2 separate regions of the Homo sapiens genome follow, and region 2 is linked to region 1. Evidence: chromatin loops called from intact Hi-C (ENCODE). Cell type or tissue: mammary epithelial cell. All regions are shown on one strand. Each heading gives the region's core, and the rest is flanking DNA. Links, peaks and the distances in the headings are about the cores only. Region 1 has its middle 21 kb from the start of LINC02783. Region 2 overlaps PADI1 (peptidyl arginine deiminase 1).

Region 1 (16,556 bases), core at 4,592-12,591:
CAACTTGAGATTTTCCTAGTTCTTGGTATGACAAATGATTTTCTATTGAAATCTGAACATTTGGGTGTTATGTTATAAAACTCTGGATCTTATTGAAACCCTGTGTTATAGCAGGCCTTCTCTGACACTGCTCTAGTGGGAAAAGAGAGGCGCCATCTCATTCCTGCCAGGAGGAAGTGGAAGTTCAGGTTCCCCATTCAGCTTCTGTTGACATCTGGTGGGGAGGGCTTTCTGATTACTGTTGAGTGAAAGTGAGAGCTCAGGCTCCCCACTAGGCTTAGAGGGACAGGGGTGCCCTGTTGCTGCTCCCCATATGGCCTCTACTGTTGACATGGAAGTGGAGGTTATCCTCATTACTACTGGACAGTAGTGAAAGCCCTGATGCAATTCTAGGGCTCCTCTGCTACCACCTCAGTCAGCCCCTCATTGCTGCAGTGTAGAGGTGGACGATCAGGCCCCTCTACATGCGGACATCAGACCGCATGGTCTACTGATATTACAGAGTATGAAGGTATTCATTATCACCCAGTGAGAATCAAAGTCCAGCTCCTCGGCCTTCTCTGACGTCACCACAGCTGAAAAGTTGAGGCATCTCTTTGTAGTCTGGAAAAGGTGGAAGTCAAAGTTTTCCACTCAGCCTTCCCTGGAAAGGTAAGGCTAAGGTCACAGTTTTTTCTGTAGTGTTTGGCTGGAGTAGAGCAGTTATCATCTGAAAGTTTGTCTTTCTCAGCTGCTTCTTCCTGGTCCTTTGGCTAGAAAGAGCCAGCTTTTCTTGGGGCTTATTTGTCTGCATCCCTTCATGTTTTGGGGTTGCTGCCTCTCCAATTTGGGATATGTGAGGCAAAAAGAAAACCCAGGAAACCCAGCTTTATATATTCTGAACTTATGTTATTAGATCATACAAGTTCATAATTGTTTCAGTATTCCAATGTATTGAACCTTTTAAGATTATATGGTAACTCCCTTGTTTCCTCACAACGTTTTTACTTTAAAGCCCATCTTATCCACGTTTATTAAAGCTGAACCTAGTTCCTTTGGGTTGGCTTTTTTTTTTTTTTTTTTTGGTATGTCTTTTCCTATTCTTTTGCTTCTCTACTTCCTATGATTGTATATTTGCGTGTATATATATATATATATATATATATATATATATATATATATATATATAGTTTTTTTGAGACAGTTTCACTCTGTCACCCAGGCTGGAGTGCAGTGGTGCAATCTTGGCTCACTGCAACCTCTACCTCCCAGGTTCAAGCGATTCTCCTGTTTCAGCCTCCTGAGTAGCTGGGATTACAGGCATGTGCCACCATGCCCAGCTAATTTTTGTATTTTTTAAGTAGAGACGGGGTTTCACCATGTTGGCCAGGCTGGCCTCAAACTCCTGACCTCAAGTGATCCACCTGCCTCAGCCTCCCAAAGTGCTGGGATTACAGGCATGAGCCACCACACTCGGCCTGATTTTATATTTTACTCTAGTACAAAGTTTTGCTTTTTCATCCACTCTCACAATATATGTTTTTCAGCTAGATAATTTATTCCAGTCCATTTCCAATTATTGTCATTGCTGGCTCATTAATTTTGTTCATCCAAATATTTAAGTGGCTACTGTGTGCCAGGCTCTGTTTTAGGTGCTAAAATATGGCAGTGAATCAAAGAGTCAAAAATACACATGCTTGGCATTAGAGTCTGGTTGGGGGAGATAGACAATAAACAAATGGCTAAGCAAACAAACATATGACTAAAACATATATTGTCCATGGAGAAGAATAATTTATGTAGATTTACTGAGGAGAATATGGACAGGTGGGGTGGGGGAGTAACTTTACAGTGCTGTGTCAATGTCCTACGGCTGTCATAACTGGGTATCACAACTGAGTCGCTTAAACAACAGAAATTTGTTCCCAAATTTCTCACCATTTTGAAGGCTGAAAGTTCAAAATCAAGGTGTTGGTAGGGTTGGTTCCTTCTGAGGGCTGTGAGAGAAGGAGCTTGTATTAGTCCATTTTCATACGGCAATAAAGAACTGCCCAAGACTGGGTAATTTGTAAAGGAAAGAGGTTTAATTGACTCACAGTTCAGCGTGTCTGGGGAGGCCTCAGGAAACTTACAATCATGGCGGAAGGCTAAGGGGAAGAAAGGCCCCTTCTTCACAAGGCGACAGGAAGGAGAAGTGAAGGGGGAAGAGCCCCTTATAAAATCATCAGATCTCATGAGAACTCACTCACTATCACGAGAACAGCATGGGAGAAACTGCCCCCATGATTCAATTACCTCCACCTCGTCTCTCCCTTGACATGAAGAGATTATGGGGATTATGGGGATTACAATTCAAGATGAGATTTGAGTGGGGACACAAAGCTTAATCATACCAAAGCTATTCCAGGCTTCTCTCCTTGGCTTATAGATGACCATCTTCACGTTCACACGGTGTCTCCCTGTGTGCATGTCTTTCCAAATTTACTCTTTTTTATTAGGACACCAGTCACATTGGATTAGTGCCCACCTTAACAACTTCATTTTAACGTGATTACCTCTGTAAAGACCCTGTCTCCAGATAAGGTCACATTCTGAGGTATTAGGGGTTAGGATTTCAGCATGTGAATTTTAGGTGAGTAGCAGGGACACAATTCAACCCATAACAAGTGAAAACTGATGAACACTACCTCAGCCAGGTGATCGATGTTCGCCTCGGTGATGATTAGCACACAGAGTGGGGCAAGGGCACTGATTTCTACAGGGGTCAGGAAGCCTCTCTAGCAAAGCAAACTAAGAGTGACCTGAAGGATGAAAGGACACAGCCATGGGGACACCTGGAGAGTCTGAGACCCAGAAGAGGGAGCAGCAAGTGCAGGACCATGGTTGACTCATTCAAAGAACCACTGGGAGGCTAGTGTGGCCCAGGGGTAGGGGAGGGGAAGGGACACGTTATGTATTAGTCTGTTTTCACACTGCTCATAAAGACATATCTGAGACTGGGTAATTTATACAGAAAAAGAGATTTAATGGACTCACTGTTCTACATGGCTGGGGAGGCCTCACAATCATGGCGGAAGGCAAACGGCACATCTTACATGGTGGCAGGCAAGAGACAGAATGAGAACCAAGCCAAAGGTGAAACCCTTCATAAAATCATCAGATCTCGTGAGACTTATTCACTACCACAAGAACAGTATGGGGGAAACCGCCCCCACAATTCAATTATCTCCCACTGGGATCCTCCCACAACATGTGGGAATTATGGGAGCTACAATTCAAGATGAGATTTGGGTGAGGACACAGCCAAACCATACCAGAGTACTAGGGGATGAAGTCAGAGAAATGAAAGGCAGAATCATGTTGTCCTTATAGGCCAAAGGAAGGGTCTGCTTCCTCCAAGTGAGATGAGGAGTTGCCGGAAGGGTTTGAGCAAAGGAGAGGCATAACTTGGCAGAATCCCTCTGGCTGCTTTGCTGACCACAGATTAGAGGGAGGCAAGGGTAGAAAGCAGAGAGACCAGTCAGAGAAGCAATCATAATCCTGGCGAGAAGCAATGGTGTCTTGGACCAGGGAGGAAGTAGTGGAGCAGGTAATAAACAGTCAGAGATGATTTTTGGGAGGCAGATCCGACAGGGTTCACTGATGGATAAACTGTGGGGTGTGAGAGGAAGACAGGAGTGGATGACTTCACGGTTTTGGCACAGGCACCCAGAAGCATGGGGAAGTCTCAGGGAGGGGCAAGTTTGCAGGGCTGGACATCAGGAGGATGGTTTTGCAGGTGTGAGGTTGAGGTGCCTATTAGACCTCCAAGGGGCAACACAGGGGAGGGGACTGGTTAATCTCACTGGAGTCCAAAGCCAGAGGTCTGGGCTGGACATAGGATTGTGGGAGTGGGCAGACAATTTCAAAGCCAGAGATCTCCTAGGGAGTGAGTGTGGGTAGGAGAGAGATGGGGCCCAAGGACAGAGCCCTGAGGCCCTCCAATGTTTAGAGTTTGGGGAGAACAAAGGAGCCAGGGAGGTAGGAGAAAACCCAAGAGAAAGTGGGATGTCCCAGAAGAGAGAGGGTCTCAAGAGGGAGCATGATCACCAGGTGTGGTGGCTGGAGGATTGTTTGAAGTCAAGAGTTTAAGACCAGCCTGAGCAACATAGTGGGACCCCATGCCACAAACCCTCCCTAAAAACTTTTTTTTCTTTATAAACTGGGTGTGGTGGCACACACTTGTGGTCCCAGTTACTTGAGAGGTTGAGGTGGGAAGATCACTTGAGACCACAGCTCTAGGCTACAGTGAGCCAAGATCATGCCTCTGCACTCCAGCCTGGATGACAGAGCAAGACCCTGTTTCTAAAAGAAATAAAAATAATAAATAAACAGATAAGGAGCATGATCAGCATGTGAAAGAAAAAGGTCTGAAAAGTGATCCCAGCTAGGCCTCCCATCCTGATAAATGCCTTTTTAGTTTTAAAATTAACTTTAGGGCCAGGCGCATTGGCTCACACCTGTATAATCCCAGCACTTTGGGAGGCTGAGGTGGGTGGATCACTTGAGGTCAGGAGTTCAAGACCGTCCTGGCCAACATAGTGAAACCCTGTCTCTACTAAAAACACAAAAATTGGCTGGGCGTGGTGGCGGGCGCCTGTAATCCCAGCTACTTGGGAGGCTGAGGCAGGAGAATTACTCGAACCCAGGAGGCAGAGGCTGCAGTGAGCTGAGATCGTGCCACTGCACTCCAGCCTGGGTGACAGAGTGAGACTCTGTCTCAAATAAATAAATAATAAAATTAACTTTATTGACATATAATTTACATGTGTATATAATTTACATACAGTAAAAGCATCCATTTTAATAAGTGTATGGTTTGATGAGTTTTGACAAATGTATAAACTCACGTAATCACCACCCCCAATCAAGAGTTACAACATTTTCACTAGCCCCAAAAGGTCCCTTTTCCCTTTGCAGTCAATCCCTTTCTCAACCCTTGTCCCCAAGCCACCACTCACATGCATTCTGTGGCTATAGACTAGATTTTTGCCTGTCCTGCAAAGAATTACACATGAAATCATAGACTTGGTATTATTTTGCATCTTGCTTCTTTCTCTCTGCAAAATGTTTTTTAGATTAATCCACGTTGTTGAAAGTATCTGGCACTTCATCTCACAAGTCACCCACTTGGCCCTCTTCCAAGTGTACTTAAAAAAAAAAAGAGGCCGGGCGCGGTGGTTCACACCTGTAATCCCAGCACTCTGGGAGGCCGAGGCGGGCGGATCACAAGATCAGGAGATCGAGACCATCTTGGCTAACACGGTGAAACCCTGTCTCTACTAAAAATACAAAAAATTAGCCGGGCGTGGTGGCAGGTGCCTGTAATCCCAGCTACTCGGGAGGCTGAGGCAGGAGAATGGCGTGAACCTGGGAGGCGGAGCTTGCAGTGAGCCGAGATCGCACCATTGCACTCCAGCCTGGGCAACAGAGCGAGACTCCATCTCAAAAAAAAAAAGAAAGAAAGAAAAAGAAGAGAAAGTATCTGCAGTTCATTGCTTTGTTATTGCTAAGTCATATTCCATTATAAATTGCAATTCGTTTATCTGCTCGCTGTTGATGAACATTCATGTTGTTTTCAGTGCTGGGATATTATAAACTTTTATGAACTTTCCTATACAAATCTTCTCATGGTCATGTTTTCATTTCTCTTTGGCAAATACTTAGGTATTGCTGGCTCATATGTTAAATGTACATTGAATTTTTATAAGAAACCAAGTCTGGTCCTTTTTAATACTCTCTTGTTCTGTGCTTATGGTTTTATGTTTCTTTTTTTGTTTTTGTTTTGTTTGCTTGTTTGTTTTACAGACAGGGTCTCGTTCTGTTACCCAGGCTGGAGTGCAGTGGCTTGATCACAGCTCACTGCAGCTTCAAACTCCTGGACTCCAGCAATCCTCACCTCAGCCTCCCAAGTAGCTGGGACTATAGGCACACACCACCACACCCAGCTAATTTTTGAGAAATATTTTGTGGAGACGGGGGTCTCACTATGTTGCCCAGGGTGGTCTTGAACTCCTGGCCTAAAGTGACTTTCTCAAAGTGCTGGGCTTACAGGCGTCAGCTACTGTGCCCAGCAGGACACTTTTATTTAAATTATGTAGCACTCTTATTACCCAAAATGAATACTCTAATTCCAATCCTTGAAGTGTTTACAGGTCTGATTCCTCTGTTTGTGGTTTCTTTGCATGTTTTTAAATGTTTTTATTGTGAGCTCATGATCATCAGGATTCTAACTGGTAGGAACTTTATAAGGTCTGGTTTGATATGTGTTTCTCTAGAAAGGATTTTAGTTTGTTTTTGCTGGAGACCTGGGAGTACTATTCACCAGGGACTCCTTGAAACTAGGTTCTCAGCCTGGTGTTTCTGGACCAAACAAGCAATGCCAGCACTTTAGGGGGTGAGGCAGGAGGATTTCTTGAGGCCAGGAGTTCAAGACCAGCCTGGGCAACATAGCAAGACCCCATCTCTTTAAAACAAAAATAATTAATTAATTTAAAAATAAATTTCTTCACATGGACACAGGGAGGGGACCATCACACACTGGGGGCCTGTTGGGGGTTGGGGGGCAAGGGGAGGGAAAGCATTAGGACAAAAGCCTAATGCATGCGGGGTTTAAAACCTAGATGATGAGTTGATGGGTGCAGCAAACCACCATGGCACATGTATACCTATGTAACAAACCTGCATGTTCTGCACATGTATCCCAGGATTTAAAGTATAACAAAAAATAAAAATAAAAATAAAATAAAATAAAGTGGGAATTTGGGCCCTGATCTCACATAAGGGCTGGCTCAGGGGAGAGTTTCTTTCCCTCTTTATTCTGAGTGAAAGCCAAGACCAACCCTTTTCTTGCCATATCCTTTTAGAAGGTAGATCTTTTTCAAGTTTGCCCTTTCACTAAGGATGTTGCCTGCAGAAGCTCTGACTTCGTATGGGAGCTCAGACCCCAGTTCCACTCGGTCAGGCCTTGGGCTACGTCTTCTATCTCCCCTGCATCTGTTAAAAGCAAAGCTCTACATTGTAGTGGGAGAGGGAGTATCAAATGGCACATACCCTTTGAAAAACAGTTTGGCAGTTTCTTATAAAGTCAAACAAACCCTTACCATACAATCCTGCAATCTCACTCCCAGCTATTTGCCCAAGTGAAGTGAAAAAACTACATTTACACCATAACCTATGCGTGAATGTTTGTATCAGCTTTACTCATAATAACCAAAAGCAGGCCGGGTGCAGTGGCTCACACCTGTAATCCCAGCACTTTGGGAGGCGGAGGTGGGAGGACTGCTTGAGTTCAGGAGTTTGAGACCAGCCTTGGCAACATTGTGAGACCCTGTCTCTACAAAAAATAAAGGAATAATTAGCAGGGCCTGGTGGCACATGCCTGTAGTCCCCACTACTCGGGAGGCTGAGGTAGGAGGATTGCTTGAGCTCAGGAGTTTGAAGCTGCAGTGCCATGATTGTACCACTGCACTCCAGCCTGGGCAGCAGAGCAAGACCTTGTCTTAAAAATCAATAAATGAGGCCGGGCCCGGTGACTCACACTGTAATCCCAGCACTTTGGGAGGCTGAGGCAGGCGGATCATTTGAGGATAGGAATTTGAGACCAGTTTGGCCAACAATGGTGAAACCCTGTCTCTACTAAAAATACAAAAATTAGCTGGGTTTGGTGGCACACACCTGTAATCCCAGCTACTCGGGAGGCTGAGGCACCAGAATCCCTGGAACCTAGGAGGTGGAGGTTGCAGTGAGCCAAGATCACGCCATTGCACCCCAGCCTAGGAGACAGAGAGAGACTGTCTAAATAAATAAATAAAAAAAATACATAATAACCAAAAGCTGAAGACAGCTCAGATATTCTTCAGCAAGTGAGTGGATCAACAGACTGGCACATCTGCACAATACTAACACACTTAGAAACGCAACATAGATGAATCTCAATTGCCTTATGCTAAGTGAAAGTCAGACTCGAAAGACAACGTGTTGCTGGATGATTCCATTTTTGTGACATCCTGGAAAAGGCAAAAATATAGGAAGAGAAGACAGATTAGTGTTTGCCAGGAGGCAGAAGTGAGAACAGGGATTGACTTCCAAAGGATTCAGGGACATTGACGAGAGATTAAACTTCTATACCTTGATTTGTGATGGCGGGTACACAACTCTATGCATTAGTCAACACTCAAAGAACTTTATACTAAAAAGGGTGAATTCTACTCTACGTGAAGTTGACCACAACTTTAAAAACAACAAAGCTCTAGTTTACAGGAATCTTTTAGGCCAGCCTCCAGTCGAGGGTTCACCCCCTCTTGATTTGTGTAGACATTCTTTTTTTTTTTTTTTTTTTGGCTTTGGAGCACTTCCTCTACATTCTTGCCAACTCAGTCATGCCTTTTAAAAGATTCTTTTAAAATTTTTGTCCAGGACACCAGCCTAATGTGGGACACCATCTTTAACCTCAAAGGGACCTAGTCCAGTGGAAGACAGAACAGGCAGGCACGGGAGAGCCTCCTCTCAAACATCCATGCATGGCAGATCCCCCAGGAGCCTCGGGGTCTCCTGGACCTGCCTGAGATCACACAACTTTTTCGTAATGGCAGTAATGGCTGTAATTAACTGGCATAAAAATGTGAGGCACAAAAGCAGCTGGCCGGGCTCACAGCCAGGGAGGTGGAACCAGGTAACTCACAGCCCTGCTGGGGGTAACATCAGGGCAGGCTCTGAGGGGCGTGAAGCCTGACCGGGCTCAGAGAGAGACCCACATATCTGCAGACGTCACTCTGTGCAGGCAGCCTCAAGGTTGGGACTCTAATGAGGATGGGTCTGACTCAGTCCTAGTCAGCGTCCAGGGACACTGGGGCTGTCCCTCTTGGAGGGAAACAAATGCCCACAGCATGAGTTTCACTGGTAACCCCTGTGCCGAGAGTTCACCAGGCATTGAACCAAGCTCTTCACCAGTATGACCAACCGCGTGGAGCTCTCTCCGGGCCTCTGATTCAATAGTACCTGTCTCATTGGCAGCAGTGAGGATTCAGTTAGCTGATATGTGTAAAGCACTTAGCACCGTGTGGGCTCCTCCATAAATGCTGACCATTATCATCACCAACCCATTTAACAGATGATGTCACTGAGGCCCGGTGCTGTTAAGGGACTTGTACAGTCATGCAGCTACCACGTTGCAGAATTGGGTATACCTGGCTCTGGAATTTTACAAGACAGCTTGCCTGGAGCAAGGTCACACCTAGACAGAAGTTCTCGGGGCTCAGGTAGGACTAAAAATATTCCAGGGAGGGCAAAGGGGCTCCCCTGGGCCCATTCCACCTAGCTCTGAGCACCTCAACCCTGTCCTCACTGTTGAGCACCCATCTTCCTCTCTGCATTTTCTTCCCATCTCTAAACACCTCCTCCAGGGGGCCTTCCTTGATTTCCCTTCCTCATGTCAAAGCACAGAATTCCATTTAACCTAAAGGCCTATTTAGATGTCAGGCACTGCCTGGAGCTCTAGGGATGTAGCAATAAGGAGCCAGACAGAGCTTTGTCCTCATGAAGCTGACATATTGGTGAAGAGAAGAGATAATAAGTTTTAAAACAATACACTTAATTATAAATCATGGTTAGGTCTGTAAAGGAAGCAAATAAAGAGGTCTGAGAAAGCCTCCTGGGCAAGGCAACATTTAAGCTGAAACCTTGGATGAGAAAGCCCCAGACACTGTCAGGAGTAGAGCGTTCCAGGTTGGGGCGGGGGGGGGGCGGTGTGGGTGGAGTTTATGCAAAGACCCTGGGCTGGAAAATTGCCTCCAGGGTTTAGGGAGCTGCAAGAAGACCTCTGTGGCCAGGAAGGGAGGGAGGGGGGAGGGAAGAGGGTGGGATCAAAGACAGAAGCAGCAGGCAGGGGCTGGGATGAGAGCCTTGTTTGCCAGTTGTGCCCTTTGGCTTTGACTCCAAGCGAGGTGGGAGTCACTGCAAGGTTCTGAGCCCAGGATGCTCTGCAGGGAGTGGATGCCAGGGAGGCAGGGCAGGAAAGAGGGAGATGCAGTGGGCTAGATGGGGCTGATGAGAGTTGGGACTAGAGAAGGGGCATCAGGTGGCAAGAGGTGGACAGGTTGAGTTCCTGAGGACCCAGAGCTCATTCTTCTCCAACTCTATGCTGTCCACTGGTGCCACCTATCCCTTCTCTAGATTTATACCCTAGCTCCTAACACCTCTTCCAGGGAGCCCTCCCTAATTCTCCCATCCTCTGAGCTGGTAACCCAGGCTCTCCCTTCCCCCATCCACATCTCAGGCTATTGAGAAGATCCTCCTGGAGCTGTGCACAACCTTGTCACCCAGAGACCCCCTCACAATAGAATCAACAGCTACGACTAAGGGTGGAGTCCAAGGCTGTGGACAGTCCCTGAGACCAGAGGCTTAGGGAGACCTGACTTCAGAGGGGATCTGTTTTTTCCCAAATCCTTTTTAATGCCCACCTGCTCCAATAGAGGCTGGATCCAAAGGGTTTTGAAGTTGCTTTGTAGAGGATGGAGTCCCCTAGTACGGGCAGTTTCCAGGTTAGCGCCAGCCTGGAGTCTTCTCCCCACCACCCCCACCCCCACCATGGGGTTCCAGTCCTGACAGCTCTCCCTCCTAAACCTCACTCACACCTTTCCCTTCCTTACCAGCCCCCAAGCCAGGGCCCTGCTTCCTTCATTTGCCCAAGAAAATTGTACTAAGCACCTACTACATGCCTGATTCTGAGCATCCCACTGAGATCAGAGATTGCCAAAGCACAGCCATGCCGTAGGGGTTCACAGTCTGGAGGAGGCAAGTAGGCAAACTGATGGTGGGGATGGTGGTGGGCATGGTGGGTGGTGGGGATGTTGGTGGGGATGGTGATGGTGATGGTAGGGATGGTGGGAATGGTGTTGGGGATGGTGGGGATGGTGATGTTGATGGTAAGGATGGTGGGAATGGTGGGGATGATGATGGAGATGGTGGGGGTGATGGTGACTGTGGTGGGAATGGTGGAAATAGTGGTGGGGATTGTAATGGGGATGATGGTGGGGATGTTGGGGATGGTGGTAGGGATGATGGAGATGGAAGGGAGGATGGTGGGGATGGTGTTGGGGATGGTGAGGATCATGGTGGGGATGAGGGGGACAATGAAGACAGTGGAGATGATAGCTCTCATTCGTTAGGGCTCACTATGTTACAAGCATGATACAAGCACTTGACTTCTAATCCTCATAACAGCCCTATGAGGTAAGAATAATTATTTTAATAATGGGTAACATTTACTATTTATTAAGCACCAGGCACTCTTCTAAAGTCTTTACAAGTGTTAACCCAACCAAGGCAGCTACAATTATTGCCCCTATTTTGCAGATTAGGAAACTGAGGCACAGAGAATTTTATTTACTTGACCAACGTGACACAGCCAGTTATCGTGAGAGCAAAATGAATTGGCTATGAAGGATGTGGATAGCAGGCGCTATGGGATACAGAGGAGAGTGTCCTGCACCATCATGCTGGGCAGATCAAGGCAAATGTCATGGAGGAGGTCATGTTAACCCAAGTCTTAAGGGGTTAGTAGGGGTTTGCTAGGTGGGTATGAGGGAAGGCATTCCAGGCAGAAGGATCCATGGAGCAGTGGCGCAGAGGCATGCTCAGGGAACAGGGTGGGCCTCAGCAGGGCTAGAGGATTGGGGTGGGGATGCTCAGGCTGGAGAGGTGAGAAGAAGCCCAATCCCCAATCCCAGAGGTTCCTGCAGACAGGGCTGAGGGCTTGGACTTTATCCTGAAGGCGATATGAGGCTGTAGCCCCCCACCCCCATCTCTCCCCTGAACTGCCAAGACCTATTTTCAACTCTGCTGGGAGCTGAAGAAATAAACCTCCCTTAAACCGGGCCAACTCAGCGACCTTCACCTGCACCTCCACCAGAAGACTGTCGACTGTGGGCCCTGCCTCTCACCCCATTCTTGTTACACCCCAAATTGTCCTTGAGAGTCTTCAGGTCACCCCACTGCCTCCCATTAACACTGTACCCAGGTTCAGTGTATGAGTCCTATCCCACAACCACAGCTCCCACACCTTGTCCCCCTGCCCACACACCCTCTGTTCTCCCATCCACCTGTCCACAGCCTGTTCCTCCCCTGGGCTCGGCTCAGGAGCCACCTCCTCCAGAAAGCCCTCCCTAATCACTCTAACCTAGAAGAGCTTCTGTCTCCGCTCTTCCCAGTTGCATGTCACATGGGATCCATGCCATGGTGGGATTTATGAACTACCGGTTTTCTTCTCTCCAATTCCATCTCCCCAGTTGGAATGTGAGAGAGATGCTTAGGGTCAAGACCGTATCCTAGAATTAAGTGTTTTTCTTAAAGCTCCAGCATACGAGGCTGCGCTCCATGCTCCAGCAGCCTCCTGGTCGTCTGGCCACTTGAGGAAACTGAGGCTGAGAGGGTTGAAGGAATTTCTCCATGGTCATCAGTTTGGGTTTGACTTCAAGTCTGCCTGACACCAAACTCCATGTCAGGAGCTGCTTCTCACAGTTTTCCTGGAGCCCATCCCTCCCCAGGCAAGGCACACAGCAGGTGTTCAGCAGAAACTCAGGGACTGATCCAAAGCCTGGCACAGCCCAGGAGTCACCCTCATGTGAAGTCCTGCCTCGGCCTTGTTTTTTCAGATGGAGTCCTCTAAAGGCTGCTGGCTGCCCTTCCAATTACTGCTGAAGGCACGGCCGACAACATCAAGGTCTGGACGGCCGCACAAGTCCTCGGGAGCTGGAGGCTGAGATTTCAGAAGTTCTGAGCTCCTCTGACAGATGCTGGCCTGGACCCATCCAAAAGGCCATGGGCAGGAATCCGAATCAAGGCCCGAAGGAACCCGGGGCAACAGGTGCAAGCTCACATCACTCAGCCCTGTCAAACTGTAGCCAGGTGTCTCAACCACTGTCGGCCCGCACCAAGCCCTGACTGCGTCCGGCACTGTGCTGGGACCTCACAGGCCTTTCTCCTCTCTCTTTCCGACAGTACCATGCAACCTCTTTGTGCAGATGACATGTGATGCATTTCTTCCACCAGCCAATCACCCACTGAGTCTACAAATATGTGCTGAACACCTACTATGTGCCAGACCTGGAAGACAGAACTGGGCTACAAAAATGTGCAAGATATACACAGTCCCAACTCTTTAGAGCATAGCATCTGAGGGATGCCTGGCTTTGGGTCCCAGACCAAATCCCCCCTGGGTGGGGTAATACAAAGGCCTCACTAATGACGATGAAGAAGGGGAAAATCACTCCGCACATCCACAGTAGGGCATGGGGAACTGCGACGAGCATCTTCCTAATTTATCCTGCCGGGTTGTACTGGGGACACCCCCATGTGAAAGCCCCACTGGGCATGAGCCCTGGGAGTCATTCTTATAGAGGGGCCCTCTTGCTAAGTGTCCCCCACCCCATGCACCCTGCCAACATGGGGTGGGGGTGCGGGGGTGACAGACAGCAGGAGGGTGCGGAGGCAACAGAGCAGCAGGAGGAGAACCGGGACTGTGGCATGCCATCCAGCCCAGGGACACACAGGTCATGAAGTCAAAGACACTGTGCAGGCAAGGACTGTCCTTAAGCTGTGGTGGCAAAGACATCCTTTAAAGGGACTCTCTGCGGGGCATGGGGTTGAGAAGGTGTGAGGAACAGAGCCAGCCAGGACAGCAACCAGAGGCAGGAGGTCTTCAGGACCAGGTTTCCCAAATAGAGGGTTCCTGGTGGGTCTGTGGCCTGAGGTGACTGAGCCACACAGGGAGAGAAGCTGTCCAGGGCCATTCCCCCATGCGCAGATGGAAAAACAGGCCTGCGAAGGAGGAGTGGCCTGGGGCTACACAACAAGGGGCAGGTGCAGCCCAGGCAGACAGTGGAGCTGGCCCAGGGCACAAGCCGGCTGGAGAGCACTTGAGTCACCAGGTCCTCCTCACTGGGACCTGCATGGCTACCTCATGGAGTCTCATCACGTCCTCATGACTGGCTGTGCCGCCGCTGGGCAGTTACTCACAGGCTTGGTACAGAGGCCCCGGGCAGATGGGGGAGGGCAAGGTAGGAGAGATGGGCCTCTGGCCAGAGCCCTGCCCAGTTTCCTCCTTCCTCAGCCCCTTCTCATCCCTGCTTCTTCTTTCCTGGGGCATCTGCTGGCATCCAGAGTCCCCGTCAGCAGGGAGCAGGGGCAGAGGCTAAGCCTCCCTCGTTAGACAGGGGTCTCCTCCGAGGCAGAGCCTGTGCCTTTCCCGCCACACCAGGAGCTCTCCCATGGGTATCCCTTGGACCAGTAGCTCTGCCTGGGTGGAAGCTGCACCTCTCCCTCAAACCAGTGGCCTTCCCAGGGTGGATCTCTGTCTCCTCCGTCCCCTAGGAACTCCCTGGACCCCTTCCTCTGGGAGACTGGCCAGTCCTGGAAAACGAGTCCCCATCCCCTTAGAGTCAGTGCAGTGGAACCTGAGAAGTGGCTGTTCGAGGGCAGCTGTGTAGTAGGAACAACATCCTTCCACAGGCCCCGAGGTGAGGGATGCCCTCCGGCCTCACTCCAACCTGGGCTCATGTCTTACATTGCCACCCCCCCAGCCCTGGGACCTGAGGCAATTGACCCGACCTCCCGGAGCCTCTATGTCCTCACTGGTGAAGCACGGTGCCAGCTGCCTGCCTCGTGGGGTTGGTGAGAAGCAAATGACATAATGTTTGTCAGGTGTTTAATGTAGGGCCCAGCACATGGTGAGTGCCCCACAAATGGGCCCAATTATCATTGTTATTAAAAGAATCACGAGAGATGACCACACCTCAGTGATGCCCAGTACTCTACAGTTTACAAGGCACTACCATCTGCGGTCACATGGGAGCCTCGAAGAGCCCATGAGGTGACAGCGCTGGAGGTTCCCAGCAGCGGCAACCGAGGCCCAGGCTCCTTTCCCACATCACCGTCCTCCGGGCTCTGGCCTTGTAATCCTGACACGCTGGTTGACAGGTGTCTGTGCTGCATCAGAGTAATTACAAACTGGGCAGCTGGAGTGCAGTACTTAACCTCTCTGAGCCCCGGCTTCCTCATCTGTAAAATGGGAATGACAGTACACCCTCATAGCCTGGCTGCAAAGAGTGAATGATGTCACGCATGAAAAGGTCTTAGAACACCTTCTGAAAGAGGCAGTGCTATCTGTAAACTGGTGTTTGCCAGTTTCATTATTTATTCAGCACCTACTCAATGGAAGTGTTTCATTTTAAAATATCACATCTAATCCTTACAACCATATTGCTTCCATTTCACAGTGCATTGTAGGCAGTGTGCTCTGGGAAACTGGCTCTGGGAAGGAGACTTGCACACTGAATTGCCAGATGCTTTCAGGATCAACACCTAGGGTGGGTGCGGGCAGGCCAAGGGAAATGTATTGGGTGGAGAGAGCAGCTGGGCTGTGGTGGACTCCAACAGAGATCTCAGCCAAGCCCACAGGAGGCTCCAGAGCTGGAATATTCAGAGATGTGCTTCACTGAGGCACAAAACTACCCAGCTAAAGACTTCATTTCCCAGTATCCCTTGCAGCTGGTGTGACCACGTGACCAGGATATGTCCAAGACAAGTGAGAGGAAGTGATACATGCAACTTTCAGTTGTGTCCTTAAGAAAAAACAATAAAGAAACCTGCCTTCCCTTTCCCTTGTCTCCCTTCTCATTAGATGGAATGCAGATGTGATGGAGGGGCCTGGGCAGCCAGACTAGATCATGAGGTAGAATACAAGTGTTAGAGAGAGTGGAGCAATGAGACAGAAAGAGCCTGGTCCCCACATGTCAGTCAGCGCCTTCAGTAGTCCTGGACCACATCCATTTCACCCTTTCCTCTCCTCCCTTATTAAAGCCACTGTTTTTCTGATATTTGTGACACTAGCCAAATCTGTGGGATAACTGATACAAACCAAGGTAGCCCCATCAAGAGAGAATCTGTTAGCATTTGATATCTCTCCTTTGATTCTTTTTTCTAGACATATTGTATATCAATATATACATGAATGTTCATCTATTTATGGGGGCATGTGTATTTGAATGTACAGGAGGTGTGGATTTCCCAGTACACAAACTCAGGTATGCAAATGTAAACCAGAAAGAAAATTCTAAGCCCCAACCAACTGAATGGACTCCTCCTCTTGGCCAAGGGCATTCTAAAGTAAACCTGAAACACTAGTTCAGGCCATGATGGGAACGGGTAATTGAACGTGTCTCATCATACCTTTCTCCCTTTGGAATACAGGCACAGCTAACCAGCATTAACATTAAAGCAGAGACCTTAAGACAGAACAGACTCTTTAAGTCTGATAAGAAACATTTACAATCTATTCTCTCTGAAGCCTGCTAGCTGAAGACTTCATCTGCATAATAAAAACCTTGGTCTCCACAACCCCTTATCTTAACCCAGACACTCCCTTCTATTGAGTCCAGGTATTTAAATAAACGCTTTCAACCAATTACTAATCAGAAAATCTTTGAATCCACCTGTGACCTGGAACCACTCCCTCCCCACTTCAAGTTGTCCCTCCTTTC
Region 2 (13,436 bases), core at 4,439-12,438, 47 kb before region 1:
GACCCTCAAACAGTCAACCTGGAGGGGCAAAGGGATAGATGGGCAGCCAGGGAGCTGCTACTTACCGACGCCAGTGAGGTAAAGCACGCTGCGGCCCAGAGCTTGGTCTTCCTGCTCCCCAAAGTAGGAGACCCTCACCTGCAGAACATAGCCCTAAGCCTGCACGGCCATCACCTTCAGAGATGGCGGAGGCAGAGGTGATGAGGGACACATCCTGACAGCCCTACTTAGAGGCACAGGAGGCCTGGAGACCCCCCCAGTCTCTGAAGTCCCAAGACTCAAGGGCTCCCGGCTGGGATTCAGAGCTACCTTCTCCAGCAAGTGGCTGTGGAGCCCACCTTGGTTCCCAGAGCAGGTGTGAGGAGCAAGGAGGGTGGGGGAAAGGTGGAGGGATGGGAAAGGTGGGGCAGCTCCCAGCAGGAGCAGCTGGCAGATGAGGGAGGAGCAGCCGGCTCCATCGACTTAGGCAAGTCTCTCAGCTCCTCTAAGCCTCGGGTAGTTCCTCAATAAGATGGGAATGAGAACCCCCACTCCATCACCCCAGTCAGTGGTCCTGGAGCTTTTAGCGTGGTCCAGAATCCGTGCCAAGCCCTCCAGCCGGGTCATCCCAGTGAGCCCCTGGGATGGCCCCAGTCGACAGGAGACTGTCCGGACCCTGCCTGCAGTCCAGCAGTCCCTCAGCTAGCAAGCAGAGGAGGTGGGGTCTGAGCCCACAGTGGGCTCCTGAGCCCCTCCCTCAACAGCTGCTTTATCCCTGCCTTTTCCCTGTCGGGGAGAAAGGGCCATGTCTAGGATTTGGGTGCTGGGGGCTGGGGCGAGTGAGGAGGGACTCGTCTGAGCTTCGGGCAGGCGATGAGAGAGAAGGTTGGCTTAGGTGTGGGAGATCCGTGCACACAAAGATGTGGACGTGTGTGTGTGCACCTGCACGGGTTGTTGTTGTGCGGTCCTGCCCACACGAGAGCACTGGGGCATCTTGCTGGGTCCGTGTGTGGGCTGAATACAGGGATTAATGTGAAGTTGTCTGTGAATCTGAGGGGGTGACTAGGAGAGCTTGTGTTTTGTGGGAGTACTCACGTGTACATGTGTGATACTGGAGTGGTGGTGGAGGTTTGCGTGTTTTGGGCGTCAGTGGCATTGTATCAGGATACGTTTTGTGTATGTACTGTGATAAGCTTTGTGAGGTTTGGTTAAGTGGGGAGCTTTGGAATGGGAATTGCCAATGTGGGGCTCTTACCTTGGATGGGGGTGGAGAGATCCAACCCTTTTCTATGAGAAAGTGGCCTCTTACCTTGAAGTCCTTTAATTCCTTACTGGCTGTGCCCACAGATACGACCATGTCTGCATCAGTGTCTAGCGGCCAACGGGCCTTGCCTATGGGCTCTTTCACACGTGTGCGGTTGTAGACCATGAAGACCTCCACCCCGGAGCTTCCAGAGACCCTGAAGCTGTTGGCACCCTTGGGCACATCACTGGCAGAGAAGAGAGATGGGAAGAGAACCAGTCTTCCCATCTCTCTTCAGGGGAGTGGCCACAGTGGGGTGGGGGCTTGGGGCTGCCAGGCCGTTCAAATGGCACCCCTCAACAGTCAGGCTGGGGAGGCACAGGGCAGTGCCACTGGCCAGGAGCATCTGGAAGCCAGGGCATAGATGGTAAACCCTTGGACACCCCCAGCCCACACCCAAGTCCTTTCCAGATCTGACACTTCCAAACTCTCCAGCTCAACAGAGATCCACTAACCCACCACCTCTCACCACCTCCACTGACATCACTGCGGCCCAAGCCACCATCACCCCTCGCCTGGATCACCGAGCAGCTTTCTCATGGGTCCGTGGTCCCACCCAGGCCCCTCCAGTCTGTTTTGCACACAGCAGAGCGTGTTGTTCCTTTGCTGGAAAGCAGTGGTTTCCATCAAACTCAGTAAAAGGCAGAATCCTCTTGAGTAGCATAAGAGGCCCTTCTGATGCGCCCCTGCCACCTTGCTGACTGCCTCCTCCCTACTACGCTTTCCCTCGCTCACTTAGCTCCAGCCACGCTGGCCTTCCTGTTGTGCCATGAAGATGGCAAGGCTGTCCTGGCACTGCCCGCTCCTGCTGCATGGACTGCTCCTCCCCAAGATGTCCACAAGTCTCCTTCCCTCACCCTCTTCAAGGCTCTGCCTAAATGTCACCTTCTCAGCAAGCTCCTGCCCCCACCCAATCACTCCATTTAATGCTGCACCTTGCCCACCTTTCCCCCCGACTGATCCCCCATCTCCCTTCCCCTGCTCTGATTCTTTTTTTTTTTTTTTCTTGAGACAGAGTCTCACTCTCTCACCCAGGTTGGAGTGCAGTGGTGCAGTCTCTGCTCACTGCAACCTCCGCCTCCCAGGTTCAAGCGATTCTCCCACCTCAATGCCAGTCAACTGTCCATCTCTCTTGCTAGAAGGTCAGCTCCACAAGGGCAGGAATTTTATCTGTTTTGTTCACAGCTGCATCCCCAGCACCTATAACAGTGTCTGGCACATGGTAGGTGTAGGTGCCCAATAAACACGTGTGAATGAATGGATGCATTCTCACTTTCTGCCACTCTGCAGGGGGATTCAAGCCCATCTGCACTTGAGTGGAGATCTAGAACTTGACTAATGCCAGCACCCCGTGCAACTTCTTTCCATCACCCAATACACCGCATTCACCTGATACATCAGAGCTCTGGGATCAAGAAATGGGTGTTGAGAAGCCTCCCATCTGCCTTGGCCCCAGCCTGGGGCACTCATCTGCCGGGCCCCCACCCTACCCCTCACACCACCAGCTGCTCCCAGCCACAGCTGGTTGGGGCCAGCCTTCCTGGCCCACAGCATCAGAGGGGGATGCACTGCAAACTCAGGCTACAGGGCACGCAGAGCAAAACCAACAGGGCCTCTGTGGGTGGCATCTCATTCTTCTTCATCCCCTGCATAAGCGTGAACTATGGCCTCTCTGTGCCAGGCACTGCACTAATCCCCAGAGTTCCAGGAGGCTCTTGAGCCTGTGGCGCTCACACTCTGGAGAGGAGGTTGAATGAGAGAACTACACATTGGTGCTTGTTCTTCCTTTGTAAGTCAGGGCTCTCCAACATCATCCCCCACGGCAGAGCCATCAGCCACCAGGACACCACCCAAGGTCAAGTCCACTTACAGACATCCACCTGACTACAAAGATGCTGCTGGAGGAATTTTGTCTGTTTTGCTCACAGCTGCATCCCCAACACCTGTAACAGTGTCTGGCCCATAGTAGGTGCTCAATAAACACTTGTTAATAAATGGTTGGATTCTCACTTTCTGCCACTCTGCAAAAGGGGTCCTTCTGCATATTCTCCCGCCTTCATCCTTTCCTGGACCCCTAAAAAACCACCCAAATATTCAGCCCTCTGGAGAAACCAGACCCCCTCCACAACCTCTGCCATGATCACTTGGCCCCATCAAAAAACTGTCTCCATTGACTGCGGTGACAACAGTCCTAATTCCAACAATCACGAGTCCTACTTGGCGCTCCCTAATGCTCATCACAACCCCCCAAAGCAAAGATTATAATCCCCATTTTACAGAAGAGGCAGGAGTGTGCAGGGGCCCCAGGAGCCCCTGCAGGCTGCTGGCAAGACCCACCTCCCCCATCCCCCACTCCTGGCCTTACAATCACCACATTCCACAGCACTTTTGGGGGTCCTCGCACCTTACCTGCTCTTCCTCATCGTTTACATCAGTTGCCATGGAAACCCCAAGTCTCCTGGACTATCATCCTCTCATCTGACCCCCTTCCTCATCCTCCCCAACTCCCTTTCAATCCCAGCCACCATCATCTGCACGATATCCTCAGTCCCACCCTGGACAGTTTCCTTGATCTTGTACTGTAAAAGAAGCCTGCCCCCAATAGCAGGCATGGCCTCCCCTTCAGCCATCTCCCTGGTGACTGCTTCCCCCTTACTCCCTCCAGCCCCTGGGCCTGGAGGTGGGCAAGGGTCCTTCATGCTCCTCAATGTCCCTTCCAGATCATCATCTTTCTTCACTCCGTAAACCCCCAGCTTTGCATTGACATTTCCAGACTACACCACCCATCTACAGGGACACCTTTGCACACCATCGCTCTGTCCTCATCTCGAGGGTGCCAGCTCCTGCCATGTTCCTCAGCCGGCTGCCGTCACCAGTTTATACTTCAATGGCGATGTAGATGGTGTGCTGCACCCTGGTCCCTCAGTCCCTTGACCTCTCATCCAATGCTCCTGTCCTCCACCTGGCCTCATCCCCTCCTTCACGGGGCAGGTGCTATAGAATGTTATTATCAAAAAACTGCACCCACTACAAGCTCCCCTGTTAGCAACCCACTCGGACACCGCTTCCCAATATTCCAGCTCACTCCTAACACACCAGTGCAACCAAACCTTCAGCCCACTGGGACGCTTGACCTTTGAAGGCTGAGTCCTCTCTACTCGCCCCCCACTGCTGTCCCTCATCCCTCATGTTCCCTCTTCCCTTCCCCAGGATAGTCCCATAGATCCCATAGTCCCCCGCTGCGGCCACCCCCTTGCTCCACTCCCTAATCTTTTGCTCATCCTTCCCTCCCTTGAGCTGCCTGGCAGAGCTCCAGCTATACAATCAGATCCAACTCTCCACCCCCTCTGCACCTGCACCACGCGGCTGACCATGGTTCACTTGGACTCATGACTGCTGACCTCAATGGATGCGTGACATGCTCGTGCTCCTACAGCATTGCTCCAGGCTCTTTTCTCTTTCAGTGTCCTAGAGGACTATGTCCTATCTTCTCCTATCTCCAGAAGCCTCCCCACTCTTCCCCCTTGTCACTCAGAGCCTTCAACCTCCCTCCTCCCACCACCTCATCTCCCAGCCCTCCTGCCTTTGAGTCCACGACCATGCCTGCCCTCCTGGGAAGAGGGGTGTGCTGTCTGGGCTCTTGCCCAAGACCAGCCCTCCTGGGGCACATCCCCTACTCAAGGGCATCACTGGCCTTGCCCCTTCTCCCCTCCCTTGCACCCAGCACACAGACGTGAATATCACCCATCCCCAAACTCATTCTCCTTTGACCTCCTCATTTCTTCTGCTCCCTTGACACCTCCAATTATTTCTTCTCTTTGCGTCTGCAACCTGCCTCTAATCAGCCTTTCCTCCCACCACACCAAGGAAACTCCACTGTTGCCAAACCCAGTGGGTCTTTTCTCTTCTTCCCCTCATTGACCTGTCAGAGGCACTTGGCCCAGATGATCACCTGTCTTTGAAACACTTTCCCACTTGGCAGCTGGGACACGGGCTCTGCTTGCTCTCCTCTGACTCCGTGGCCTTTCCTCTAATGCCTTTGCTGTGTCACTCCCCCTTACCCCCTAACTCCAGGCAGTGGTGTGCTGGCAAATGTTTAACAACCAGCTCTCTGGAGTGGGGGGGTTCTTATGCATATATATGTATATATAAATTTATTATAAATTTTACTGATGTAAATAGTGTGTAGCACATAATGTAAAAATAATAGTATAATACATATAATTCTTTATTGTAAAATGTGTTGTAAATTCTATATAGTACATTGATTCCTCCAGATGCCCTCTCTTGCAACTGTAGCCAACCTGTGGTTGCAATTTGACCATGATTTGACCAATGCAATTGCATCCCAATCTGCTCATTCTTTCCTCCATAAGTTTATTGTCACTAAATCTGATATGTGACGTAAACGTTGGTTGATATTTTTGTTGGCATTCACGAATAAGATGAAAGGGGAAACAATGAAGATGCATGTCACCCTTCATTCATTCATCTAGGATATGAGCAACCTCTTTGCTGAATCAGATAATCCTGGAGGAACATTTCATCAATTTTTGGTACTAACCACAATGTCATGGCTATAGACGCAATACACTTTTAAATTGAGTTGACATTGTTAACCTGTCTCCATCACTTTCTGAACTCTAGGCATTTGATAAAACGATGAATGAAGCCCTGATTTGTAGCCTTGACCAATGTCTGTGGTGTAAACACTCCCACTCTAGCCAGTTTCAAGTTACCAGCCCAACATCATTGGACTCAGAGTTTCAAAGAGCTGCATAATAGCACCTCGTGACATCACTATTTCCACTATATCTGGACAATGGTAAAATGCAGTAAAATAATTAAGCAGTGATGAGTTTTCAGTACTACTGCCTTTGTTTTTAATATAATTTGCTTAATTGTGTGTATATTTAATTTTAAATAGTGGCTGTGTTTAACAAGGGGTTCATAACCTTCTTAAAAATTAAACAATCAGATCTCCTTGAGGAAGGACCCTGGTACATTGCCACAAACACACTGTTCAACTTTCTCCCAGCCTTCCCCGAGAGGACACACAACTTTTTACCAGGGTGACTGTCACTGGGGAAAAGGAAATAATCGTACATTTCTAGTTCTCCTGCACACCGGCCCTGAACTGGTCTAGGAGACCCTAAACAACACTGCGGCCCACCTGGCAGAGCAGGGGCTCATGGAGGCCAGGTGATCCATGGAGTTTCAGCTCAGGTTCATCTTACAGTGGGTCCAGTAGCCCCTGAGCCCATGTGTGGTTCCGCCCCACCCCAACAAGTTCTGAAATGTGTAATTGGAATAGGCACCATCGGCAACGGGCAGAATCCCTACACTGGTACTCTTCAGAGTGCGGCTGGCCCCAGCGCACCTGGCTTAGGGCTCAGCCTCCCCTCTCCTCCTCTCCTCCCCTCCCTCCCCTCTCCTCCTCTCCTCCCCTCCCTCCCCTCTCCTCTCCTCCTTTCTTCTGTCTACACCCACTCCCTTGGTTTTCTCCACCTGCCACATCAATATGGTTAGAACTCTCAGACTTCTTGCTTTCTGAGTTTCTCCCTGGGTGTCTACCAGGCATTTTATTTTATTTATTTTTTATTTTTTGAGACAACGTCGTGCTCTGTCACCCAGGCTGGAGTGCAAAGGCATGATCTCAGCTCACTGCAACCTCTGCCTCCTGGGTTCAAGCGATTCTCCTGCCTCAGCCTCCCAAGTAGCTGGGATTACAGGAGCTCACCACCACGCCAGCTAATTTTTGTATTTTTAGTAGAGATGGGGTTTCGCCATGTTGGCCAGGCTGGTCTTGAACTCCCGACCTCAAGTGATCTGCCAACCTCGGCCTCCCACAGTGCTGGGATTACAGGCGTGAGCCACTGCGCCCAGCCCTACCAAGCATTTTAAATTTCACACATCCAAAGCCAAACTCCTGCTTCCCCATGCCCACTCCTTCCCCACTCCTTTCAAACCTGCTCCTGCCCAACCCACCGCAAGTCTGTCCATAGCAGCTCCACCTTCCAATTCAGCCTCACCTCCTCTTGTTCCCTCACTCGCACAGCCAGCCCCTCAGCAAATCCCATCAGCTCCACCTTCATAGCAACTGCAGACCCTGACCGCTCTCACCTCTGCCACAGCTCACATCCTGTCCAAGCCACCAGTTGCTTCCATGTGGATTTTTATCATAGGCCAGTGACCTGCTTCCCCTCTCTCCCCACAGTCCAGCTTCAACATAGCAGCCAGAGGGACCTTTTAAAATAGAAGTCCCGTTGCATCCCTCCTGCTCAGAGGCTGTCACCAGAGCCTGTGTGGCCTCCCAGGCTTTCCTGACCCATTGCTTTCCCTCCCCACGCCCTCTTGCTTGTTCCTGCCGTTCTTCAAGCATGCCAGGGCTGCAGCTCTGTCTGTCCGGAATGTTCCTGTCACCAATCCCTGCGGTCCGCCCAGCCCCTCACTTCCTTCTCTCAGGGTAGCATACGAGGCCTTTCTGATGTACCCTTCTTGCCTGTTGCAAATGGCGTGACACAAATGACACCATGAGTCTGGTTCCCCAACCCCAGCTTCATTCCAGCCCATGGCACCGGCCACCTCCCAGCCACCTGACAGAGCACATATCTGCTCATTGCAGTCTCTCCCTCTAAAATGCAGAGATTTTTTTTCTGTTTTATGCTGTCTGCATCGCTGCTGTCATCTCTGCATCCAGCTTAGTGCCTGGCATGAACCAGGGGCACAATCAACGCGTTCTGGACAAGGACACAGCGACTCAGGATGGTGGAGTGGCTTTCTCAGGACTGCCCAGCGGGGAGGTGGCTGAGTCATGATTGAATCCAGTCGGCCTGGCCCATGAGTTCCAAGAGCAAGTAGCCACAAGCCCAGGGCACCCAGCTGGCAGCAGAAGGGTTTCTAGCTCATGGGTGACTCCTGCTCCACCCCACTCAGGGACCACCGGTGCCAGACACAGCCCTTTCAAGGGAAGCAGGACTCTGTGGAGCCAATCCCTAGCTTTGGGCAAAAGTTGACATCTCTAAGTCACAGCCCCCTATTTGGAGTCTTGGTAGAAAATGATGATGATGATGATGATGACGATGATGATGATGATGAAAGAAGGGGGAAGAAATGACAGGTACAATTTCTCTGGGGCTATCAAGACCCTCCAAGCCCAGCCTAGCTTCCTGTAGTCTAGATCTGCTCCCTCCCCACCCCAAACTTGCTCAATAGCTCACACCTCTGTTCACCTCTCTCTGGGGTGCTGGGCTCCTGGTCTCAGTGTCTCCCTCCCCTGTGAGTAACAGATGAGTGGGCAGTGCCTAGAGGGGTCAGGCCTTGGGGGAAATGTGGCTTCCTGCAGGAGACACCTGCTATGCAGGTCTGAGGCCCAGGGCCACTCCCACAGGCATGGGGAGGGGCCTATTCTAGTTCCCAGCCCCACTGCCTTCAAGACTTGGTTCCCATCACCCCCATCCAGGTCAGCTTCAGCTACAGAAGAGCGGCAGGTACCCCAGCAGGAGCTTTGAAAACCACCAGGAAGAGGCAGGAGGAGGGGTCTGCTTATTCTCTCTGGCACCCAAGCAAGGCAGGTTATGCCGGGTGAGCCCTGCGCTGCCTTTGATTCTCATTCCCTTGGCATCCTACCCCAACCCTTGCCCCGGGGCTGGGAGACGGGGCTTATACTGCCTTTCCTTATCTCTCAGGTGCCCAGATCTGTGGGCCTGGTCATGGATGAAGGGCTGCCCTTGGGAGGTGTGACAGGCAGGAGTGGGAGCTTGTGGGGAGCCCCAGGCCACCCTGCAGTGGGCTGTATTGCGCCAGCTTTCTGGAGCTGCTCCCGGCTTCCTCCAAATCTAATAATCCTCTCCAAGATGCTTCTCTTTGGTGATGTCTCATGATGTAGCCCCCAGACCTAACCAACCCCCAGATATGCAGTACTGGCATGTCCCCAAATGCACAGTCAGGTGAGGTCACAGATTTGAAAGCACCCCTCCAAATAAAAAAGGCCAAATCATTACCACTACAGGAGTCACCCTGTCAGGTGTCTTGGTAATCACTGTTATATCATCATGGTTTCCACTGTTATGCTGATGAGCCTGCCCCTCACCAGGCTGCTCCCCCATCTCTGCTGGGCCAAGTCATGGGGCGGGGGGCAGGGGGGTCTTTTGCATTCTTCAAGACCCACTTCAAATGCCACCTCTTCCATGGAGTGAAGTGTGGGTTCTGTGTGGAGCATGGCCTCCAACTGGGTCACTCAACTGCCTCGATTTTCCTCCGCTGTAAAATGGACACAATCCCAAGAGCTACTTCCTAGACTGTTGGAGGGATTCCCTGAGATGATGACTTCTCAGCGTTAGATGCTGTCACCATGGTTACAATTACTCTTCTCAGAATCCCCAGACAGCCCAACTCACTCCAGCCAGAAACCTTATGTGCTTCCTCTGTGCCCCCATGGCCCTGGTTCAGACCTTCCTGGGGGCCACTTCACATCTCGTCTGCGCCGCCCAGAGCAGCGTCCTCCTACTCACCCTGCAATGCCCACCAACCTCATGCCCACAGCAGGGCCAGTTGCATCAGGTTCAATAGAGAGGTTATGGGCAGAATGGGGTGAATTCTTAGAGAATCTCACAAAAGGAGACGCGGAGGGCGGGATGAGGAGTGTAAAACCAACTACTCTCCACCCCTGCCCGCCTCCTGTGGTAAGGTGCAGGTTCACCCACTGGTTATGGCATAAGGCAGCATGTTCCATGGGTTCTAGTGGGGCAGGGAAAGAGCCTGCATTTTCAAGCACCTGCCGTGTGCCAGGCACGTGCTTAGCTTTTGCTATCCATGATCTCATCTAGACTTCACTCCAACTCCTGCTCCCCGACCAAGGTAGGTGTTACTTGTCACAGGGTAATGACGGCCGGTAATGCAGGAGTAAAAGAATTTACCAGGACAGCTGTGTGTAAAGGAAAGCAGATTGATTACAGAAAGTAGGAAAATACATCGCCAGAGACACAAAAGTCAGCCTTCAAGAAAGAAGCCTCTCTCTGGGGTGAAGCCGACTGCAAAGAAACAAAGACTTGCTGGGGATTTTATAGGACGATGTTTATCTGTCTGTTGAAGAGGGCTTTGTGCAGTACTGATTATGCCCAGGCCGCGGGGAGCTCAGTTGCAGGGGTCTGGTGAAAGCTGGGTGCAGGAAGATTGTGAGTTACTTGCATAGGAGGGCAATGCGTCCTGGACCATGAAGAAAGGCAGGCTTGGAGCTGATCAGCTTTCTTTTCTTTTTTTACTTTTCCCTGCTCCTACCAGCCTGGTAGGAGATTACGTCCCCACTTCACAGATGAAGAAATCTCGGAGAAGTTAAGTAACTTTACTCAGGTCACCCAGATAGCAAAGTGAGAAGCTGTCCTGGCTGGTATTAAAATGAGTGCGTGTGTGCCCTGAGCATGCCCTTGTCGGGGACTGGAAGGAGGAGACGATCAGGGATGTCGGAAGGAAACAGGAATGTGTTGAGAGAGTGTGCAATTCGAGCTCCTCTGCATGGCTCTTTGGCAGCAGGCCAGGGAGGCCTAGGGAGGGTGGCGGCACCAAGGCAGGAAAGCCACAGCCCCCTGGCCCCACCACACACCCACATCTTACAGCGGCAAGGCGAGGGGGGTGGTGCCTGTGATCTTCTTGTCCTTGTCTGCCCTAAAATGACAGAAGAGACCAGGGAGCATCTTGCATAGCATAGGCCTTGGGTCAGAGACGGGCCTTGGAGGTCATCCCGGCCAGCCCCCTGCCCACTCCCAAAGACTGACAGCTCACTACCTCACACCCCTCTCTGCTTTGACAGTTCAGGTAATTAGAAAGCTTTTCCTTTTGCGTGGCTGCAACTTGCTTCCCAGAAGCCTCGGCCCACTGGGGCTCCACCGGCCAAATCTTAGGTCAACAGCTCAGAAATGTACCACCTGGTCTCTAGGGAGAAGAGAAATACAGCAGTCACAGAGGAATGCTTCCCTGCCAACTGTCCTATCCTGCACTTTGGACATGGCCAGATCCTGGGGGCAGAAACTGAGTGGGTGGGGGTGGGGGCCAATGTGCTCTTGGGGGTCGTCTGGGGCACTGTGCTGGATGAGTGGTGGGGGCAGGAGGGGGAGAATCAGGCAGAATCGGACGAAAAGGCTGAAGAGCAGGCACTGCTGGCTGAGCCTGTGGCTCCCCTGCACGCCTGGCCAGGATCTGGCCTGCCAGGAGCCCCACAGGTGCCAGCCGCTAGGTGTCCTGGAATGAAGCCACAAGAAATGCCGTAGGGTCAGGCAGCAGGGCCCAGCAAATCTCCTGGGGTGACCAGCTCCGTGGGTGATTCTGCCTGGAGCCAGGGATCTGCCTGGAGGCTGATAGTCCCGGGGTACTGGCCGCCACCCCGTGAGCTCCAGCTAAAGGCCAGCAGCTTCCCTGGGGCACACAGGGCTCCCATTAGTGCTGCCAGTGGCTCTGCCTCAACGTACCTTCCTGGGTAGCTACTGTACATCAGGTCCCATGCTGGGCACCAGGAAAGCAGAGACAAATCATCCTTGGCTTTGCCCTTGTGGGGTCCACAGAGTCTACGGAGGGTTTTTACTCCATTCTCTGATTCCATCCCCATGGCCCCTGCCTGCTAATAGGGGAGTGATTATTCTTCTCCCCATTTTACAGAAAATGAGCTGAAATACAGAGAGGTCACACAGAGGGTGATGGGGCACAGCCGTGCTTGGCCCCTGCCTGGGTCTGATTCCAAAGCTCATCTGCTGCCCTGCCTTCACTTCACCCCTCACTTACCCAGCAACATAGAAGAGTCTCAGAGCCTGGGCAGTCACAGGGTTAGGCTCACAGAATTTAGAACCAGGTGGACCTGGGTCCAAATCCCAGCTCTGGCATTTGTGGGCTGTGTGACTTCAGAAAAGTCTCTTAACCTCTCTGTGTCTCCGCGTGTCTGCAAATGGGGATTATAGTAGTCCCCATCTCACAGGCTTGTTGTGAGGTTTAACTGAGATGGTGCAGTGAGCACTTAAAACAGGGCTGCCGGCTGGGCATGGTGGCTCATGCCTGTAATCCGAGCACTTTGGGAGGCTGAGGTCAGGAGTTCAAGACCAGCCTGGCCTACATAGTAAAACCCCATCTCTATTAAAAATACAAAAAACTAGCTGGGCATGGTGGAGGGAGAGGAATTGCTTCAACCTGGGAGGCGGAGGTTGCAGTGAGCCAAGATCGTGCCACTGCACTCCAGCCTGGGTGACAGAGCAAGACTCCGTCTCAAAAAAAAACAAAAACAAAAACAAAAAACCAGGGCTGCCATCATGATCATTACAGTCACAGAGGGCATCTGAAAGGCATGGAGGAGTGGGCAGACCCGGACAAAAGAGGACACAGGGCCCTGTCGTTAATAGGACCCTGGCACCTCCCTTCACTCTCCTCCCTGACCAAGAAAATGGGTCAGGTGTGCAATTGTTGAAACCCACATCCTGAAATTTGTTTAACTCTCCAACTAGGATGGAAGCTCCTCACATGTGGCCATGGGCCGTATCATCACCGAGTGCCAGAACCCAGCACAGAGCAGGTGCCCGGGAGCAGACGGCCCTGGGGAAAAGACCACAGGAGGTTCCTTGAGATGGGAGGTGTGGGCACCAGACAGTAGGAGGGGGCAGCTCCAACCCCCAGTCCCCTGGCTGCAACCCTGGCTTTAGCTTTCCCCTGCATCCTCTCCCCGGGGCTGGCTGGGGCTGCTGGAGGTTGAGGGAGGGCAATGGCTGATGTCCCAGACCCCTCAGCAGGCTCAGGCATTTTCTCAGGAGTCTAGAATCACACATGATGTGGCTGTGTCCTGTCTTCTCCCTCATTCACAGAAATCACACTAGTGGGTGCCTTATGCCCTGTCATTGCTTGGGGAGGGGCACGCCCAGAGAGCCCAGGCTGAGGGCGCAGGCTGAACCAGCTTTCTCCCAAGTGGAGCTCTGCCCAGCCAGGAATGGAGGCTGGAGAAGAGGGACAGCTTTCACTCACTGGTCTTCCCAGAAGAGATAAACAGGGGCTGGGGACCAGAATGTCCCTGAGAGATAGGGCCCTGAATTTAGAGTCCAAGTCGTGAGTCACCGATCCTCTCCCCAAAGCATGTCCGCATTCTGTGGATTGTGGAATTCCTCAAGGTAAAATGGAAAAAAAT

Evidence for each region. Hi-C counts contacts between places; a loop is a spot of excess contacts. Peaks named below come from ENCODE experiments on the same cell type or tissue, not always from the same donor. Only the 100,000 strongest peaks of a DNase experiment are listed, where the experiment ranks them.
Region 2: it touches region 1 in a loop (2.2-fold over the local background); 3 of 110 quality-filtered maps call a loop at or near these places.

The regions. Positions count from the first base shown.
Region 1 is chr1:17,160,519-17,177,074 of GRCh38, reverse strand. No RefSeq gene overlaps it. Among named protein-coding and RNA genes, the nearest start is that of LINC02783, 21 kb to the left of the region's middle. In mammary epithelial cell, for the core only: no CTCF peak of the experiment used is centred there; a DNase peak (open chromatin) is centred at 8,904; H3K27ac peaks cover 461 bases.
Region 2 is chr1:17,210,323-17,223,758 of GRCh38, reverse strand. PADI1 (peptidyl arginine deiminase 1) reads right to left here. Exons shown (of 16, transcript NM_013358.3): 2 at 1,289-1,469; 3 at 66-138. Among named protein-coding and RNA genes, the nearest start is that of PADI1, 12 kb to the right of the region's middle. RefSeq lists an enhancer at 13,048-13,436. In mammary epithelial cell, for the core only: a CTCF peak has its summit at 11,521; DNase peaks (open chromatin) are centred at 8,128 and 8,578; H3K27ac peaks cover 539 bases.